Regions from separate parts of the Homo sapiens genome. Here region 2 is linked to region 1. The links are chromatin contacts, found by Hi-C or POLR2A ChIA-PET in ENCODE. All regions are on one chromosome and are shown on one strand. The core of a region is the stretch at or near the end of the contact, and the rest is flanking DNA. Distances in the headings are between cores, read along the strand shown.

Region 1 (5,948 bases), core at 2,066-4,565:
AATAATGATTGAAGAAAGAGCCATAAATTACATCTGTAGCTATTAACCAATTTAATTTCCCTGTGTGCCACTCACTAAAATGTTTCTAGTGGTCTGTTCTGTACCAATTACCTAGATAATGTAGTCTTTGATTAAGAAATGTAGTCTGACCTTTTTATTTATGCTGAACTATTCACAATGACTGCCCAGCAGTTTTTTGTTCGGCAGATTGTGTGCCTAGCTAGTAATGGTATGTTGCTTTTTTCCTAATTTTGTTCCTGAAAAGCATGATAAGAATTTTTGTAAATACACTATGGCAGTGATTCTCAAATGGACTTAGTTTTGCCCCACAGGGGACACTTGGCAATGTCTGGAGACATGTTTGGTTTCCCAACTGGAGGCTGCTACTGAAATCTTGTGGGGTAGCAGCCAGAGATGCTGCTAAACATCCTGCAATGTACAATGTAGCCCCCCACAGCAAAGCATTATCAGGCCCAAAATGTGTTTGAGAAACTTACAGTTACACAATAAAATGAAAACAAAAACTGTGGGGTTGAAAGAGCTAAATTTGTATGACATTAGCATTTTATCTTATATTAGCCTTTAATGCATAAAATATTAGTAATTTTAAAAATATAATAACATCTGTCTGGAAATAACAGAAGCAGTTATCACTAGAGTAAATGATTGCCAATATTTTATTGTAAGCCCACGATGACACAAAATGCCAATTCTACTCTAAAAAATAGTAATAGTTTTTCTTCTTTTAAAATATCGTTTGATTTCATTGTGATAACTTATTTCAAAACAAATCTGAAAATTTTTGATCTTGTTTGTAACTTTACATTAAGTTTTAAAAATAGGCAGAAAGAGGCAACAACCAAAATTTAGCCATTTAAGACTACTTCTGGCCACGCGGTGGCTCACGCCTGTTATCCCAGCACTTTGGGAGGCTGAGGTGGGAGGATCATGGAGCCAAAGGATAGAGCCCATCCTGGCCAATATGCTGAAACCCTGTCTCTACTAAAAATACAAAAAAAATTGGCTGGGCGTGGTGGCGTGCACCTGTAATCCCAGCCACTTGGGAGGCTGGGACAGGAGAATCGCTTGAACTCGGGAGGCAGAGGTTGCCTTGAGCTGAGATCGCATCACTGCACTCCAGCCTGGGCAACAGAGCGAGACTCCGTCTCCAAACAAACAAACAAACAAACAAACAAAAAAACTACTTCTGGCGGGGCGCGGTGGCTCACGCTTGTAATCTCAGCACTTTGGGAGGCTGAGGCAGGCGGATCATGAGGTCAGGAGTTCGAGACCAGCCTGGCCAACACACTGAAACCCATAAAATTAGCTGGGTGTGGTGGCGGGAGCCTGTAATCACAGCTACTCGGGAGGCTGAGGCAGGAGAATCGCTTGAACCCGGGAGGTGGAGGTTGTAGTGAGCCGAGATCATGCCACTGCACTCCAGCCTGGGTGACAGAGCGAGACTCGGTCTCAAAAAAAAAAAAAAAAAAAAAAAAGGCTACTTCTATTATCTATTTTTAATACTCTGCATCTTTCATAAACATGTAAAGCACAAAGTCCTTTTACTTTACCCCTAAATACTCCATACACAAATGTTCTTAATTTTGAGAATGGGGACTCTGTCTCAAAAAAAAAAAAAAAAAAAAAGGCATTATGAGTCTACTGGTCAGAGTTTTAGCATTCTTAATCTTTTTAAGAGGTGAATTTTAGGATTTATAGAAAGAATCTGAATTATTCTTTGATCTCAAGTTTAAAGATTTTATTTGCAGGAGCATATTCTGTGTTTTGATTTTATGAAAACTCTAGAAATAAAGTTTCAATAAAAAGCAGATAATTTTCACATGCTTAGAGGCTGACCGCAAAACAAAATGCCAAGAACAACTAGGGAATTCATTGCATGGGGTGACTCTCAAGCCTGTGACTAGGCTCAATGGTAAAACACTATTTCAAAGAAGTGTCTAAGTAAAAGCAATAGCTCGTGATATATTAAGTGAAAAAAAATTCGCTTTCAAAATCACATGTATGATATGTTCCCAATTTGGCTTTTAGAAAGAGAAATCACCAAAAAACTTTAGAAACTGCAAGGAAATAAACAAAACATTAAGGGTTGTTATCTCAAAATGTCAAGAGGTGGTGGGATTATGGATAATTTTTATTTTTCTTCTCTTAATTTTCTATAACAAATATGTATTACTTTTTTAGTTAGAAAAAACTATTTGTATATATGTGTTTAATGTACATATTTAAATGTCTCTAAGATCTACAAGTCTCTTGATGCTTTAAAAATCTTTTTAACTGTAAAATATTAACACAGAATTACTTAAAATATATAAATATAGCTTACATTATAATTATAAAGCAAATATCTAAATAACTACCACTTGGGTAAAAATACAGAATTTTCTGGCCAGGTGTGGTGGCTCATGCCTGTAATCCCAGCACTTTGGGAGGCCGAGGTGGGCAGATCACCTGAGGTCAGGAGTTCGAGGCCAGCCTGGCCAACATGGTGAAACCCCACCTCTATTAAAAATACAAAAATTAGCTGGGCATGATGGCATGCGCCTGTAATCCCAGCTACTTGAGAGGCTGAGGCAGGAGAATCACTTGAACCAGGGAGGCAGAGGTTGCAGTGAGCTGAGATCGTGCCATTGCACTCCAGCCTGGGCGACAAGAACAAAACTCCGTCTCAAAAAAATAAATAAATAAAACCCCCAGAATTTTCTAACACCCTCACTGACCCCTATCCTCCCAACATGCTCTTGACTACCATGATAATCATTTGTTTATGTGCTTTTCTAAGTAGTTTAACCACTGATCATGTAACCCTATAATGCAGAGTTTGATGTTGATTGCTTGAACTTTACACAAGTAGAAGCATATTCTATTTCGACTTGCATCCTTCTCTTAGCATTATGAGATTTAACCATGCTGATACATATAGCCAGTTTGTTCATTTTCTTTGCTGTAGAGTATTCCACTGATTTTTCAGTAAGCAATTTTTATACTTTTATATACAAACAATATAAAGATTTAAAAATGTATACTTTTCTCTTCAACTTCTGTAAGGAAAAAAAATCCACATAATATGGAGCTGCATTCTGTGCCAGTCACCGCAGGAGACACTCTGTGTATCCCACATATTATATACAATGTTCCTGAAAATCACAGACTTAGAATGTTTGAAAGAGACTTTGGAAACATATAATTCAACCACATGCTGATGTGATATTAGGCTTAGAATGTTAAACAGCTTTGGCTCTAACTCGGTTGTGCCAGGAGGAAGTCTAAAGATTTTACACAGGAAGTGTCACAGACATGCCCTGGGGTGGGTGCAATTCTAGGTCTTAGCCACTGAGGAAGTGACTTCTCCTGGCAAAAGCTGAAGACTATAATCCTTTCCCTTGCTGCTGCTGCTTTAGAGAACACAGGCCAGGCACATATTGAAAGAGCTTCAAGGCTAAGAAAACATAAAAGGCATCTCTAGGGTTAAAAAAGCAGGCATGCAGATGGCTTTTAATTAACAATTAGACAGCCAGTATCTTACAGAGCATATAGGAGGAAGATGCAACCTCTACTAGCAATCTATATATAAAAGGAATGTTGGCATTTGCAATTGCAGGTAAAAAGAACTCATCATAGGGATCTTCAACATCCCAGTGCAGAAGGACAAGGATAAGTAAAAAAACTAAGTGTTTTGATTTTCTATTGCTGTATAACAAACCATCTAAAAACTTGGAGGCTTAAAATAACTATCTATTTGTCTCTCATGGTTCTGAGGGATGATGACTAAGCTAAGCTCTTTAAGGTTCTCATGCATTTGTGATCAAGACTGGAGCCATCTGAAGGACTATGTGGGTTGGATGGGCAGACAGATGGCTTCTTCATTCACATGTCCAACCTCTCAACTTAGGTGGCTGGAACAGCTTTATGTGGCTAGCTGGGATTCTTCAAAGTTTGGTGGTGTCAAGGTAATTGAACTTCTTACATGATGGCTGACTTTGCTCAGAGTGAGTGTTCCAAGACAGCAAAGGGGAGGCTGCATCATTTCTGTAGAATTCTTTTGGTTAGAAATGGCCAGCTCAGAATTAATATAGGAGAGGACCACATAAGGGCATGACTACTAGTAGGCATGGCTCACTGAGGGGTCTTCTTTGGAGACTAGCTACCACCCCAGAAGAGGATCAGCAAAGCAGGGTCTAGGGGTAAGGAGAAAAGCACTGGGGACATCTCAACCAGAATAGACAGCTTTCTTAGCCATTCTAATTAAGGGTTCTTCCTTCTGCCTTAGAGGAGAACTGGAAGTTGCTATTAGAATCCATTAATAGTATTTGTAGTCACATGTATTTATGCCTAAGTTGACTGAAAACAGTTCTCATTCCATATGATGGGCTCAATAACTATCAGCAAATCTTTTGCTGTGTACACAAAGTTCCATGATAAAGAACTCCAAAGTATTAGAAATTGTTCATGATATTAAGAGCGGTGGCTCACACCTATAATCCCAGCACTTTGGGAGGCTGAGGATTGCTTGAGCTCAGGAGTTTGAGACCAGCCCAGGCAACAAAGTGGGACCCCATCTCTACAAAAAATAAAAAATAAAAAATTAGCTGGGTGTGATGGCACGTGCCTGTGATCCCAGCTACACAGGAGGCTGAGGTAGGAGGATTGCTTAAGCCCAGGAGTTCAAGGCTACAGTGAGCCATGTTCACACCACTGCACTCTAACCTAGGTGACAGAGCAAGACCCTGTCTTAAAACAAACAAACAAAAAAAAACAACTCCTTGAGATATGGATATAATAGAATTCATATTACCTTATTATTTCAGTTAAGATTCCAGCATCAGAATCTTAACTGAAGATTCAGTTAAGATTAATGGGCAAATCAGGTGTCCATTTCTCCCTTTGATTAGGCCTAACATGCCACATTGGATCTAGTGCTTACTAAAACATACAATAGCCATACACAAATCTTTGATGGGAATCCTAATTGGCACTTAAACTCACTAATGATTCAATTACTAAAAATAAAGTTTAACTCTGTTTTACCTAAACTTGGAGATGAGAATGCATGGTCCTTTTATACTTCAGATTCTAAAGCATATTTTAGGGCAAAATTTACTTGGAGTAGTTACTTCTAAGGACTTACAAGCTTATTAATATAACAATTTTCAACACAGCTTAGACTCTTGGAGTATCCAGGGGCTGATTATAATTTAGATAAAACTTTATTACTGTAAAGGGTTTTAAAAAATAATTAACTTTAATTGCTAATATTCTGTGAGATTGGTGAAAGAGGCTACGGGTTTCTGAAGCTTCCTTTCCAGTCTTTATTCATGTGACTCCTAGACACATGGTAATTAAATATTGAAACATAATCTCCCCTTGATACATAAAAAAAGCAGAGGTATATGTCCAAATACTGAAGAGACCAGGGAGGGGTGGAAGAGGTTGTTCACCTCCAAGTGTCAGTATTCTGCCTTTGTTATCACTGAAAGGACTGTGGTTGCTCAGGGAATGTGGTCCCAAAGGAGCTACTGTTGATACAGCCTGAGAATCAGTGAGGAGATGCTATTCCCATTGGTTGGTACTCTGACATAGATTTCCAGGAGTCCCAGAACAGAACAACATTTCTTTAACAACAACAACAACAAAAATTGGAAAGTGACTATCTAATTCATTTTTTTTTTGGAAGGAGTCTCACTCTGTCTCCCAGGCTGGAGTCTCAGTTCACTGCAACCTCCGCCTCCTAGGTTCAAGTGATTCTCCTACCTCAGTCTCCCAAGTAGCTGGGATTACAGGTGTGCACCACCACACCCAGCTAATTTTTGTATTTTTAGTAGAGATGGGGTTTTGCCATGTTGGCCAGGTTGGTCTCTAACTGCTGACCTCAGGTGATCCGCCCACCTCGGCCTCCCAAAGTTCTGGGATTATAGGCATGAGCTACCGTG
Region 2 (5,948 bases), core at 1,500-3,999, 110 kb after region 1:
ACATTCTGCCTCTACCAGAGTAACTTGCCTTCTGCAACTCGACAAGACAACAACTTGACAAGAACTGTTTTTCAAAGGGTATGTAATTTTCTGCTGTGGGTGGCATGACCTTTCTCCAGAATCCCAGGGGTCAGCCTTGTGATTCTCTCACTGGAGTTCTCCATAAGCCCCTCACTGCATCTTTTGCCACCACTGATACCTCCAACACCATAGGGCCTGCTGGATCATGTGACCTGAGTAGGGGTCTGCTTATACCACAGTCTGGACCTGATGGAGTGCCCTTTGTTTCTTCAAGCCCCCTCAAAGCTGTCAGCCTTCCATGTCACCCAGTATATGGGCAGGTGCAATATTCCTAAGTATGGGATATGTTGCATCAGAATCTAAAGAGACTTCCAGGCTCTGTGCTTTCTTCTTTGGGTTAAGGTGGAAGACGCCACAACTTGTCTTTTACTTTGGAGAGGTTATTCCAGCAAGTCTCTCACCACTGGACTCCTAAAAACCACACTGAAGTAGCTGGGCCCTGAAACTTCATGGAGTGTATTGACCAATTCTGGAATCCACATATCTTACCAAGGCATCCAGCCACCTCTACCTGACCACGGGATACCTCATATGAAGTGAGTTGCCCATTTTAACTGGGACTTGTCTGAGACACCAAACCATAAATTTGGAAAGCCCAGAGCAGTTCATCATTAAGCAGAATTGGCATACATAAGCTCAGGTTTAAGCAGCTTCTGAAGACTCTAATTAGTTAAGCAGGTGACCCTCACTCACAGTATGCCTATGCTTTTCACACTCAGCCCACAACTGTATCCTAACGGGAAGTTCCCTGTGATCAGTTGAGAAAGGAAGAAGGGATTCAAGCCTGGATAACAGATGACTCTCCATGGTGTGGTGTTACCAGTCAAAATTGAACCACAACAGCTGTCCAACTTAGATGTCTGAAAGACAATAAAGAATGTAAATCCTCCCACTGAGCATAACTTTGATCACTGCATGTCATGGTCCATTTGCTGAAAAAGGTGGACTGAGATGCAGATCTATGCACTTTCAAGGGCAGGGGCTAAGTGTAAGGTCACATGTTCAAAAACTTGGAAGAAAGAACAGAACACCAAGGGATTGGTAGCTGGAGATTTAGGGGAAATGTATGTGAATGAATATCTCGGAATGATCCCAGAGTGTAAGAATATTTGTGTCTCATGTGAATGACAGTCAAATAGCCTTTGCGGTTGAGACGTTCTGAATAACCAGTGGACAAGATTACCCATTTTATGACTCTCATATTTTTTCCCCAAACACTTCTGTACTTGCACAATTATTTATGGACTTAATATGGGCCTCACCTCAGCAAAGCTAATCTAGCTACTGCCATTGCTTGAATGCCAGCCTGACCTTGAGCCCTCAATTCACTGCTATACTCAGCAAGAAAAGACTGCCACCTGGTGGCAGATTGATTACATTGTCCTCTTCTTTGACTAAGGAAGAGCAATTTGGTCATTTATTCTTATTGGAATAGAAATTCATTCTGGGTAATCTGCCTTTCTTACCCGCCATACATCTGAGAGAAATATGATCTATAGATTTACTTACTGCTTCATTCACCATCATGGTATACCATAAAACATCGTTTCTGATTAAGGAGCTTATTTTATAGTAAAAGGTGTGAAGCTGCTGGGCGCGGTGGCTCACACCTGTAATCCCAACACTTTGAGAGGCCGAGGTGGATGGATCACCTCAGGTTGGAAGTTTGAGAATAAAGCTATTCATATGTCTATTGGATTCACTGGTCTTAACATGTATCTCATCCCCCCAAATTCTATGCAGAGATGCTATTCAAGGTAATCTACTCAAAATTTAGGTCCCCAGAAAGAATCAGGGCCCAGCTCCTGGGAAATGGGATGGCATGAATGAGGTGGGAAAGCAGGACCTTGGCTTCTAACCGGGACTCAGGGTGCCCTCTGTAGAATAGAAGGATGGAAAAGCTATGAGACCCAGTAAGAAGGAATGCAAAAGGGGATCTGGCTTCTTTTCACCAGGACATTGTGTTCAGGCTGGCATTGTAGCATTTAGGGTTGCTCTCAGCTGGTGAGCAGCTAAGCCAGTTTTGTCATATCTCAGTTTCCTAACATGCCTTTTTAATGCAGGTCTTTGTGCCTTTTCTTACACTGTTTTTTATATGCCCTTCTCCATTTATCTGATCACTACTAACGCCACAGCATCTCCAGAAAGTCTTCCTTTACTGGCCACATTAGCCCACAGTAACCTCTTCCTGAACCATATCACTTTCTGTCTGCATCATTTGTTTGGCATTTATCATTTATTTTTCAATGATAAGTGGACATATCATGTCTTCCCAAGTAGATTCACAGGAGCAATTTCGTAGACCTCATAGTATGAGCACAGTAACCATCACAGTTATGGAGAAATGCATACTGACTGATTGATTGATATAACCAAGCACAATGAGGAGTAAGTGCCATAGGCATTCATGGAGGGAACTATCATAAGACAGTGCATAGCGGGCACTCAATAATCATTTGAGTGACTAAGTGAATGATCAAATTGAGGAATGGGTTGACATGACTGGGAGGTCACATAAAGGAGAGAGGACCTTACTTTTGCTTGAGGAATGGAGAAGATGTGTTTAGAGGAAAGGCATAAGAGGCGAGGGAGTGGGTATAGCCTCTCCCTTCTCAACAGTCTACTGCTGTGCTCCCGTCTCCTAGAATGTCTCCGGCCCTCTCCCTGCCCCACCATAATATTGCTTAATAAGGAAGTAAGATTACTGGGCAAACAAGCCACTGCTGCATAGGCAGGAAAGTAAACTTTGTTTCTGATGTGACCATGTAATCTTTCCTACCTTTAATCTCCAGTACCATGCCAAAGCAAAATACTTTGGTGAGTGGTGCTCAAACCCAGGATTTAGTTTTAAGCCTGTCCTAGTGCACAGGCTCAAATTGAGCAAATGTGTCTTCTGCCATCCATGTGGAGCGTTTTGACTCCTTCCTTAGCCCTGTGGTATTCTGGGAGGTTAGGCTCGCTGCTTAGAGAATTATGTTGTGGATTAAAACCAGACCAGGTGGAAGGGAAGCCTGTGACAAACAAAAGCCATGACCTTCTCTGAGGTAATTATAGATAAACTCAGATTTTGCATAATTTCTTGGCTCTGCTGTATCAGGAGCTTGCTAAAGTCTTGTGTTTTTTACTTAGTCATTTCTTCTGTCCCAGGGATGGGGGTTGGGAGAAGCTTTGGGATTGCTGTGGAAGGAAGAAGGTGCAAGTCTCAGACACTCTGGAAGGGTCGGGGTAAGTACAAGGATATTAGCAAGTTTAGCCTGGTGACTTCTAGATCCTCTGCCTGGAATGAGATCTTTGCATAGGCGAACTGGAGGACTCTAGGCTGTCAAGGCCAGTCACAAGCCACAGGTGCCTATTTTATAGCACGTACTTCCCTGCTTTCCCCAGGTGCCCATCATCCAGCAGATTTGTCTATAGATCATGGTATTATCTCCATTGCTTCTGAATCATTGAGTGTTTTTCCTGAGTCAGGATGCATTTATGAGGGCCACTTAATTTCTTTACTGTCAGTCACTTAATCATTTTTATTATTTATTACTAAACCTTTGCCTGAGTTTTTCTTCACTTCCTGGGTTTGTTTTTGTTTGTTTGTTTTTGAGACGGAGTCTCGCTCTGTCCCCCAGGCTGGAGTGCAATGGCGTGATCTTGGCTCACTGCAACATCCACCTCCCGGGTTCAAGCGATTCTCCTGCCTTGCCCACCGAGTAGCTGGGATTACAGGCGCACGCCACCATGCCCAGCTAATTTTTGTACTTTTAGTAGAGACTGGGTTTCACCACGTTGGCCAGGCTGGTCTCAAACTCCTGACCTCAAGTGATCTGCCTGCCTCGGCCTCCCAAAGTTCTGGGATTACAGGTGTGTGCCACAGCTCCTGGCCAAAATAGTTTTTCTTAACTACATTTATTCTGATTAATTATCTATATTTTTTCTGCCATCGGCCTTATTGAAAAAAAAATACTTTTTTAGAGGCATATAATGCCAACATATTTTCCTTTTTGGAATTCTTTTTGCTCTATTAAAGAGGTTTTTAATAAATTAATTTCATCAGGCAGTTTTAATTCTGTTTACTATTCATAAGCATGGGAACTGATTAATATTCGGGGTTTCCCTTTTTCTATCCAAGTCCCTTTCTAACCATTAGGTCATGACAGTTTGCCAAGCAAAAAATCAAAAGGGCTACTGCAAAACACATTACTACTGAGATTTGCCTGAAATGTTTGAATAGTGTTAAATGGTGCCATGGACACTGCAGATACCACTGCTTTTCTTATGATTCTTAATTTTAGGATTAAGACATCATGCGACTCATCTATTGCCAGGAACTTTAGTTATTAGGTTCCCATAAACCCAGAGAATCCTATTTCTCTTCTTGGTGATATATAAAACAGAACTTTAGGTGCCCACAAAACCATGGCTTCTTCACTCACTTTTCCCCTACAAAATGAGTTCAAAAGAAAGGCGAATGCAAAGTATATATTCTGCCAGGCATTATGCCATTTATTTTATATATGAAGTCTCACATAATCCTCACAATAATCTCATTGTGCATATTTGACAAATGAGAAAATTGAGGCTTGGAGTAGTTAGTAACTTAACCAAAATCACACAACTGGCAAGTTGGCAGGGTGAGATCCAAACATAGACCTGCCTAACTTCAAGGTCTGGGCTATTCTACTAGATACAGCACTCAGAAAAAGACAAGGGTTCCTTATGTCAGCTGGGCAAGAAGTGATCAGTAAATATTTTATCCAGGTGCCCATAAAAATTAGAGGCCAATGCAAAGGAAGGAATTACAAATTATAAACAAGATCAATAGAAATTAGGGAGATACAGATTTCACAGGTCATGGCAGAAACTAGGTGAGCTCTGGGGGTGGGAGGTGGCGTTTGTAACAGGCTAGGGAGGAGCATGTGGGCAGAGAATGAGGTCCTGTCAGGACATAGTCAGAGAACTGTCTGTTCATCCCATCCTGCTGCCTTTAAATGGGTGTGGCCTGCCTGTGCAACACCTTCCAAAGAAGTGTATGAACATCTCCCAGGTATCAGTTTCTGTGAGATTAATCCTGCTACCCTACTCAATCTTGCTACCCCAGATCTCCCTCCTCTCACTCTGTCCACCTTGACCAGTACTGAGCCCCTTTGTCCTGATGACCCATTTGGACACACTTCTCTGGTTTAGACTGGCTCTCGATTTTGGCCACAGTTGTAGAATTTGCCTTCCACTCTATAGCCTCCAGGCCTGCAAAGAGATAGCCCTGCTTCTGGGTCTGCCTTCCATTTGCCTAAAGGAGTCAGGCCAATCTCCCCGCATGGAAAAGGGGTCTGACCCAGGTCTGACCAGGTATATGAGAGTCAGGTCAGAAGTCAGGCAAATAAGTGAGAGCTGGAAAAGCCATGTTATCAAAGCAAGAAATTAAGCGAATGAACAGTCAGGAATGACCATGGAACCCCCAGTACTGTGAGTGACCCAAGGAAAAGTTTTTGAGGAATTATATGGACTTTGGAACCCTGTAACTTGACTGTTAAAGATGAACAGGAATTAGTTTTCACAAATTGGTTTTAATAAAACTTATTTTCATACATCTTGGCTGATTTGCTTTGTGGTGGGAGGAGTTAATGTCAGTGTACTAAGTTGTCCATAGAGAGATTTTCTGAGGTTGCTGGTGGAAGTTTAAAGCAAATAAAAGAAAATGTACCCAAACCCTGTCTGTGTGAGCATCTCTGACACAAGACATATGGAGTGAGCTGTGTTGTATGTAACTGGCCAGTTACGTACATGGCACCTATAAGTCCTGGAGAGCCATACAGCCAGGGGATGAAGCCAGGCAAAATGACTCTAGCTTTGGTCCAAAATTTGATCCCAACTCTCTT

The links. A loop is a pair of places that touch in the nucleus more often than their neighbours do. ChIA-PET counts read pairs that join two places held with the same protein, here RNA polymerase II (POLR2A). Pooled maps may share reads with other maps.
Region 2: a loop to region 1 is called in a pooled map, with 2.1 times the contacts of the local background. The contact joins two enhancer-like sites. A Hi-C loop is called at or near these places in 4 of 50 pooled maps. POLR2A ChIA-PET finds 5 or more read pairs at or near these places in 5 of 52 experiments (CD4-positive, alpha-beta T cell, Caco-2, Panc1 and 2 more).

What each region holds. Positions count from the first base shown.
Region 1 is chr1:92,879,701-92,885,648 of GRCh38, forward strand. The region is part of intron 1 of DIPK1A (divergent protein kinase domain 1A); the gene reads right to left. Among named protein-coding and RNA genes, the nearest start is that of SNORA66, 42 kb to the left of the region's middle. Within about 2 kb of position 3,316, at least 6 of the 41 ENCODE cell types and tissues checked have a DNase peak (open chromatin) inside an H3K27ac peak, as active enhancers do.
Region 2 is chr1:92,992,867-92,998,814 of GRCh38, forward strand. No RefSeq gene overlaps it. Among named protein-coding and RNA genes, the nearest start is that of DIPK1A, 34 kb to the left of the region's middle. Within about 2 kb of position 2,750, at least 5 of the 41 ENCODE cell types and tissues checked have a DNase peak (open chromatin) inside an H3K27ac peak, as active enhancers do.